3 separate regions of the Mus musculus genome follow, and regions 1 and 2 are each linked to region 3. The links are chromatin contacts, found by Hi-C or POLR2A ChIA-PET in ENCODE. All regions are on one chromosome and are shown on one strand. The core of a region is the stretch at or near the end of the contact, and the rest is flanking DNA. Distances in the headings are between cores, read along the strand shown. Region 1 holds the start of Skil (SKI-like). Region 2 overlaps Prkci (protein kinase C, iota). Region 3 has its middle 2.7 kb from the start of Gm33641.

Region 1 (2,700 bases), core at 11-2,510, 38 kb before region 3:
TAATATACCTACCATATGCAACTAAACTTCAAGTACATTCATACATACTATCTTTTTGGAATGAAGAAGAAAAAAAAACTTTCCCTTTAAAAGGTTAGCGAATTTGCCTAATGGAAGCCAAAAGCTGTAAGACTCCACGCCTGGAAATCTCCATCCATGAGCAAGACTAATCCGGGACAAAAAGCACAAGGCAGACAGACCTCACAAAGAATGCAAATGGAGGCAGAGTGGCGAAAAAGAGTATTCATCCACTTCCCTCCCTGGAGAAAACCCAGTAAAAGCCGACAAATAAAAAGCTTTGCTTCTAAACTCCCAGCAATTTATGTTAACACAAACCCAGAGAATTATGGACGAAAGCCACCTAGCCACCGTACTGTGACTTTCGCCACTACAGGGACACCTCAGCCAAGGCGAGCCAAGGAAAAGGGCAGAAGGCATGACCTAGACCAGGGGCGCCCCCACAGCCCTGCGCACACGCAGAGACACCCACTCATCATCAACCCAAAGGACAGGGAAGCAGGGGACTCCCGGCGTCTGGTGAGGTGAGAGGGGGCAGAGGAAGTAGGAGTCCTCCCAACCCCCACCTCTGTGACTGGGATCACCCTAAGTGCCCTCCCCACATCGCCCCACTGCGGGGGCCGCCGGTGGAAATACCCCACGCCCCCGGCCCGCGGGAAGTTCTCTAGGGTTACCTAGGCGCCCCAGGGCTGCGCCTCCCCCCACTTGACCCACCCTGAGCCGTGGCACCCACAGGGGCGCGGGCAGGTTAGGCGCCAAGCCCGGAAGCCCGCGTCGCCGGACGCTTAGAGCTGGGGCCAGCCCGGGGCATCCCCGCCGAGCGCAGACGGCCGGGGGATGGCGGCGATGACCAGGGTCCAGGTCTCCTGGGTCCCGGCGGCTCGGGTCAAGTGCACCGCCATCCCCTCCCAGCTGACCCGTCCCAGAATCCGCGAGGCCTGTACACCCGTGGGACCCCCGCCGCGCGCCCTGTGCCCGCGACCCCGCCCGGGACCCCCACGCATCCCGGACGCCCCACTCAGGCCCTCCGCGCCCGGGCAGACCCCCGGGCTCTGTGCCCTCCCCATCACCCCCGCCGCCGCCGCCTCAGCGCCCCCAGAGGCCGCACGCCCCTCGCGTCCCCTCGCGACCTGCGGCCGCACCTGTGCCCGCCGTCGCCGTCGCCGTCGCTCGCCAGCCGCCTTCGCTGTGCCGGCGCCGCTCCGAACCCCACACACATCGCTACACACAGCCTCTGACGTCACCCGGCCCGCGGCCCGCCCACGTCACTGCGGAGACACGGCTTCCCGCAGACGCCGCCGCCGTCTCCGGCCGCCCGGGGGACAGCGAGGGCGGCGGGCGGGGGAGGGGAGGGAACGAAGCCAGCGGCGCCGCGCGGCCCCGCGCCAGCCAGCCCCTCGGGCGCGCGCGCCGTCTGGCCTATTGTGGCTCCCGGCGGGCTGCACACTGCAGGCTGCGCGCGCGTCCCCAGCCCCGACCGGGGCGCGCGCCTGGCGCCTCGGCCGCGCACGCGCGTGCTCCCGCTCCCCCGCCCCCCTCGCGCGTACCCCGCGCTGCTGGCCCGGCGCGCCGTCTGGGCGGCTGGCGCACGGCGCTGTCTGCGGTGCCCGGCTCAGACAGGATGTTCCCTCGGCCCCACCCCCGCCGCCCTCCTTCCTTCCTCGAGTCGCTCAGCCGGCTGTCTGGGGCCGCCCTCGCCACGCCCGCCGCCGTGTGGCGACGGGCCAGACCTGGGGGCGCCCTGGCCGCCGGGCCGCCGCGCTGCGAGGCGGGGGGGGTGAGAAGGGGGAGAGGGGGCAGGGCGCGGCGGGCTGCACTGTGCGCGACCCCGGCAGCTGGCCGCGCCCGAGGTCAGGCTCGGCCAGCAGCCCCCCTCAACCCCCGCGGCCGCAGCTGGCCGCCCGGCCCCGCCCCGGAGGTGGCCTGCGGGTGGCTCCCCGCCGCGACCCCCGGGCTGAGCCCGCCGCGCAGACGCCCCCGCGCTGCCACCGCCCCCCCCCCCGCAGCGCCACCACCTGCCCCCGTGCTCCCCGCTCCCAGTGTTGCCACCCTCCCCCCGCCCAGTGCCGACGTCGCGGGGCCTCTCGCCCCCGTGGGGCCTCCCGCCGCGGCCGCCCTGCCAGCTGCCGGTGAGCAGCCCCGCCTGGCCGCTCTGGGGTGGCCTGACCCGGCCGCCATCGCCCCAGAGTCCGCGGTTTGCGCACCGCGGGGACAGATCTTGCTGCCCCAGCTGCTCTTAGCCTCCATAAGTGACCCATTCTGATTCACTAAGCACTTTGGTTGGTGTTTTCGGGTGTGTTTTTTTCTTTCTTTCTTTCTTTTTAATTTTTCCAGAGACGGTAAGAGGTGGAGGAAGATAACCACTTTCGGCTGCCACCTCGAACCGCCGGCGGGGGTGGGTGAGGGGACTTCCTAGCCAACGTATCCAGGATAGCTCGAATATTCAACTCTGTGAAGCTAGCCCGTCATATTTCGAAACACCAAGAAATCCCCTTTTCTCCACCCCACCGCAGGATCAGGAACTGAAATAGCGCAGCGAGTAGCACTGCGCAGACTTAGGGAACTCGAGCTTCGGCGACGGTGGCGCACCCCACCCCCACCCCACCTTTTTTTTTTCTTTTTTTTTTTTTTTTTCCTTTTCTCGCCGGGTTTATTTTACCGCTTCGGGGTTACTCATGTTTG
Region 2 (2,700 bases), core at 18-2,517, 34 kb after region 3:
GCAGCCATGGGCAGCCAATCTGAGGACACCTTGTCCTTTGGCCTGAAGGATCCCTAGAGTAGAGCTAACCAATCACGGTAAAGGGGCACATACCACACACACACACACACACACACACACACACACACACACACACACTGGAATTCCCTTGACAATAAAAGCTGGGCCTGCGAGCCCACTCGGTGTCTCTATTCCTGAATGAAAAGACCCCTGCATGCAGGAAATTCCGCTGGAAAAAAAATGCTCTTTGCTTTTGCATACTATTTGAGTCTGGGTTATCATTCCTTGGTGATTCTTGGACCCTAACACAGGCAGTGACTGTAATGGATATTGTATCATATTACAACCTTGGTCAATTAAGTCACAAGAAAGAAACCACTAAAGTACTCTGGACTAAGAATAGTCTAGCTTGAGCTACTAAAAATTTTTTTTAGATTTATTTGACAAATATTTGCTAGCAGATATGTCTGTGCACTGTGTGTGTGTGTCTATGGCAGGTCAGAAGGCATCAGATCCCCTGGAACTAGAGTTCCAGACAGTTGTAAGGTACCTTGTGGGTGCTGGGATTTGAACCTGGGTCCTTTGCAAAAAGAACAGCAAGTGTTCTTCACTGCTCACCCACCTCTCCATCACCTTCTTTTTGTTTCTCTTCTCTCTTTAAACAAAGCATCTTTTACTCTTTGACAACTGCATAGATAGAAACAATGCGTCCTGATGATGTATACCCCAGCTCCACTTTCCCTCCCACTCCTCTGAAGCACCCCACGAGCCTTTCTCCCCTTCTGCCTCTTTCTTTGTTCACAGCTGCCCACTGAGCCCTCTCTGCTGGGATGATGACTGACCTCCCTGCACTGGTCACAGCTGCAGTGAGTCCTCGGCTGCAGAGGCCACAGCACAGCCCAAAGGCAGCGTTGCATTCCTCGCCTTCCTGCATCTCTCACATTCTTTGAAGCCCTCCTCTGAGATGCCCCTCCTCTGACGTGTTCCGAGCCTTTGGTGGGAAGGATGTCCTACCTAGGGCTGGACACCAGCTCCAGCTACTCTTAAATGTAAGTGGTGAATTTTAGTTACACACACAGAAGGGGAGGAGGACACACCTCTCTCAACTAAGCAGGCGAAGTGCAGAGTGATCCCTGGAAATCCGAGGTGCATTCCTCAATGAACAAGTCACTTAGAGCAAAGCTGGGCTTGAACTGGATCCTCCCCTCTGCTACTCTGGTGCTCATTCCTGTGGTTTTATGACACATTCCTGCATGCTACATGCCACTGGCTCTGACTAATCTTCAATTACACAGTGCACAGAACCCAGCTTACTACTTGAGAGAAACCATTTCCTATCTACATGGTCTCAAAGAAAACAGTGTCTGTTCTTTTCTCCAACTCAGCTGCCAAGTCCTCACTCCCTTTTATGTTCTGTGGACATTTATAACATTAGCTCTGATAAGTCACAGAACTGTGAAAGTCAGTTTTCGAATCACTAAGTTATAAGGTAAGTTGCACAGAAATAGAAAACCTAACCAGAACTGGCACAAAAAGAAGACTTACGTGGCCTTTTCTATTTCATGAAAGGCAGAAGATGGCAGCCACGGACTGCTTGTGAAGGCCAGAAGACAGAGAAAACGGTTCGGACAATAGACAAAATGAATGAGCGAGTGTGGTGACACTCACTGAAGGCAATACAGCAAACAGAAAACGCATCTACAGAATCAGTGGCTGCAAATACAAAGATCAGAAGACTGGGCAGAAGGGCCAAAGTAGCAAATGGCTTTTCTTTTTGTAAAATAATTTATTTTTATTTTTATATGCATTGGTGTGGTGTCTTCTTGAATGTGCATATGTCAAAGTGTCAGATCCCCTGGAACTGTAGTTACAGATAGTTGTGAGATGTCATGAAGGTGCTGGGAATTAAACCTGGGTCCTCTGTAAGGTAGCCAGTGCCCTCAACTGATGAGCCATTTCTCTAGTCCCCAAACCTCAGACACATGTAGTCCTTGTCTAGAAGAGTCTGATGTGAGTATGGCTTTTGTCCAATGAACAGTTACAACTCCATACACAGGTGGTCTACAATGTTCAAAATGAAGAGCTATGTCTTTCAACTGTGGGAGAGAATCTAGGCAAATTAGTGAACTACAAAACAGAGCCTAGGAAGAGAGAAGGATGAATCAGAGCATCAATGTTAAGAGTCATGGGATCCAATCCCAGAGAGTAGCAGTGAGCTTTCCTGAGGGAATGACAATACATTCTATTATAGTTCAGAACCAGAACCTTCCCCTCTTGGTGACTAGGGGTAGCTACTATACTACTCCTGTCTCTAGTTTACTATCCTGTCACCATTTCATGGATCTTTAGAACTAGCAGAGAGGCAGTCAAGGAACCCAAACCATAGATGGGCAAGACACAGGATTAGATGACCATCTTTGGACTGTGGACCTAATGTCATGATGAGCTAGGCTCTGAGGGGGTTTGTGAGAAGACGGTGAGTTAATCATACATTAACTTACTCCTGCACAGACACCACACACATTCAACCTGTTAGTTAACCATACATTAACTTACCCCTGCACAGACACCACACACATTGAACCTGTTCTGTTTTTCTTGGATTGAGGGCCTGCGTGATACATGTGACCTTTTTCGACCATATGTTTGATGCATAAAGCACTCTATGTAAGTCATTACAAAACAAAAATGACCAGGAAA
Region 3 (2,700 bases), core at 72-2,571:
AATCAGTGTCAGCTTAAGCCATATTGTTTTCATATGGTTGTTTAGTTGGTTATTTTTCTATCAGTCCCAGGGATTCAAATTAGGGCCTCACTATAGCCCCTGCTAAATCATGTTTATGAATGACAATCTGAGTGTCTGAATTTATAGGTTAAATCAATAAAGGACACCACTTTAATGTCCTGTAACGTTTGATATAACTAAGTTCCTGTGCACATTAATAACCGAGTCAACTTTAATTTTATTTGTATTTATTTATTTATATTGATTTGAGACAGGACCTCGTTTAACCAGACTGAGATTAGAGGTACCTGCTGTGGCTGCCTCTGCCCACCTTAGTTTCATTATCAACTAGAAATATTCTTCTTCATAGGAGAAACATGGCATACTTAAACCCTCACATATATTTCCTCACAAAGGAGGTTCTCACTCATAGTCCATAAAGATAACATAGAGTTACAGTACCTACAGAGGGAAAGAATCCTACTTAAGTCAAACTCCAAAATAACTTAGATTTCATTCTGAAGATCAATTTGTATAGTATATTGAGTCGATTAAAATCGAGACACAGATGAACACCGATAAAATCCTGAACTTCTTGGTCACTGGCTACTTGCGGGTGAGTTCAGACCGCTTCTGCAGGGTAACTCTGACCATCATTAGGCAAGAGACTGACCCCTAGTGGTGAGACATAGCATCATCATTCAGCCAACCAGGGCCAAAGTTGTCTGTCCCACTTCCGATCTCCTACAAGCCCAAACCACACTGCTAGGGAGAGACCATTTTAACCCAGGAAATACCTCCTACATAAACGCATGCGTATGCTTTAAAAAAAAATTCTAAATCAACTTTTCTGCAACACATTTGTTCATAGTATCAAACAAAAAATTCCTTAAAATTGCACTTTTCCAACTCCCGTAGAACTTATGTTGCCTCCTCTCAGACTTGCAGGGCCACAGTGGAGCGCCGATTTACACCTCCCCCTCCCCGCCCTCCCCCACACCAGAACCCCGCTGCTGCTGAGAAAAAACAGTTTTCACTCCTCCCTCCCTACACAGCAAAACATGGAACCTGCTAGAGCCGGAGGGATCTTCCACATTCCGCTCCGTGCCGCCGTGCCAGCAACTCTCACCGTAAATGTATCAAATGTATCTGTTTTCCACCTCGGCTGAAAAGCTTGCTTGCTTGTTTGTTTGTTTGTTTGTAGTGGGCAACAGTTAATGTGAACTCAAATTTCACCGTGCTAAGAATAAACGATAGGTGGGGGCTGGAGAGATGGCTCAGCGGTTAAGAGCGCTGACTGCTCTTCGGAAGGTCATGAGTTCAATTCCGGACATGGTGGCTCACAACCATCCATCCGTAACGAGATCTGACGCCCTCTTCTGGAGTGTCTGAAGACAGCTACGGTGTACTTACATATAATAAATAAATCTTAAAAAAAAAAAAAAAAGGTGTATTCAGCCATAAAACTTGGACATCTATGTCAATACTCTATCCCAAGGAGTAAAATGCTCTGTCGAACTTGACCTGGCTACTGTACTCATGCACCCGGTTGCTGTGGCTGCCTGCCGGTAAGACTTGCACAAAAATGAAACCAAATTCCAAAATGAATTGGGGCGCGCGTGCGCGCGGGGGGGGGGGGTTGCCTCAAGGTCCCACTCCTAGGGAAGGACCTACCGGCAGCTGGTGGTTGCTGAGGGAAGGGGGGTCATTTTTTAGCGTAGCTGCTGGTAGTTTGCTCTGTGGTCCTGTGGATGGCTCCAGAGCCCTGTGCACAGGGGCAGCTCTGATTGGCTATGAGTTATGAAGGGGAGGAAGACAAGTAGGGATCTAGCTGCAGCGAGGAGGGGGTCCAGTTAGAGCTGAGATGGAATATGGAGGGTGGATGAACAAAATACATTGTACAAACGCATGGAATTCTCAAATAAAAACAGTATATTTCGGGGGCTGGTGAGATGGCTCAGTGGGTAAGAGCACCCGACAGCTCTTCCGAAGGTCAGGAGTTCAAATCCCAGCAACCACATGGTGGCTTACAACCATCGGATCACAAGATCTGACTCCCTCTTCTGGAGTGTCTGAAGACAGCTACAGTGTACTTACATATAATAAATATTTAAAAAAAAAAAAAAACCAGTATATTCTAAAACCTCCCAATCAATGCACGAACTAAACTTTTAAGCTTAAAATAAGGAAAGTTTAGAAAAACATCAAGGTTGACACAAAAACATAAGGGTTGCTTCTCAGCCGTGTATGTGTGAAGCGATGGGCCCAATCTTCAACAATATGAGCAAAAATCAAACCATACAGTAAAACTGAGTCAGACCATTCACAAATACAGCTCCTGCGGTACACGGGAACATCTGTGTTAGGGAAAACCTTAGTGATAAGAAAAGAAAAAAAAAAAAAAAGGTTGCTTACATTTTCTCCAGGGGCTACTTGGGCAAGCTCTAGGCCAATGAGAAACCCTAGCTTAACAACAAAAATAACAAAAGAAAAAGATGGACCCGAGGATCACTTGAGACTGTCTGAGGCCTGTGTACCACAAGCACACCCAAAATTCCAAAGTTACGTTTTTGCAATATATATTTTATTCTTAAGTATTAATATAAAGTCAGAGAACTACTCACAAAGTTCTTACGAAAAATTTCAAACTTTTATTCATGAGGAGACAATGATGCTTGGCACTTGTGTGGTGGTCAAAGG

The links. A loop is a pair of places that touch in the nucleus more often than their neighbours do. ChIA-PET counts read pairs that join two places held with the same protein, here RNA polymerase II (POLR2A).
Region 1: a loop to region 3 is called in a map of heart, with 6 times the contacts of the local background. The contact joins the promoter of Skil here to the enhancer-like site in region 3. A Hi-C loop is called at or near these places in 23 of 37 maps with a recorded cell type or tissue (CH12.LX, Patski, T-helper 1 cell and 9 more). POLR2A ChIA-PET finds 5 or more read pairs at or near these places in 4 of 5 experiments (Patski and embryonic stem cell).
Region 2: POLR2A ChIA-PET joins it to region 3 with 27 read pairs in Patski. The contact joins two enhancer-like sites. A Hi-C loop is called at or near these places in 1 of 37 maps with a recorded cell type or tissue (T-helper 2 cell). POLR2A ChIA-PET finds 5 or more read pairs at or near these places in 3 of 5 experiments (Patski and embryonic stem cell).

What each region holds. Positions count from the first base shown.
Region 1 is chr3:31,093,618-31,096,317 of GRCm38, reverse strand. Skil (SKI-like) reads right to left here and starts at 1,260. Exons shown (of 7, transcript NM_001039090.2): 1 at 1,161-1,260.
Region 2 is chr3:31,021,523-31,024,222 of GRCm38, reverse strand. All of the region lies in intron 2 of Prkci (protein kinase C, iota), which reads right to left. Among named protein-coding and RNA genes, the nearest start is that of Mir7008, 16 kb to the left of the region's middle. Within about 2 kb of position 1,267, at least 1 of the 3 ENCODE cell types and tissues checked has a DNase peak (open chromatin) inside an H3K27ac peak, as active enhancers do.
Region 3 is chr3:31,055,457-31,058,156 of GRCm38, reverse strand. No RefSeq gene overlaps it. Among named protein-coding and RNA genes, the nearest start is that of Gm33641, 2.7 kb to the left of the region's middle. Within about 2 kb of position 1,321, at least 1 of the 3 ENCODE cell types and tissues checked has a DNase peak (open chromatin) inside an H3K27ac peak, as active enhancers do; it is heart, where a contact is called at or near this core.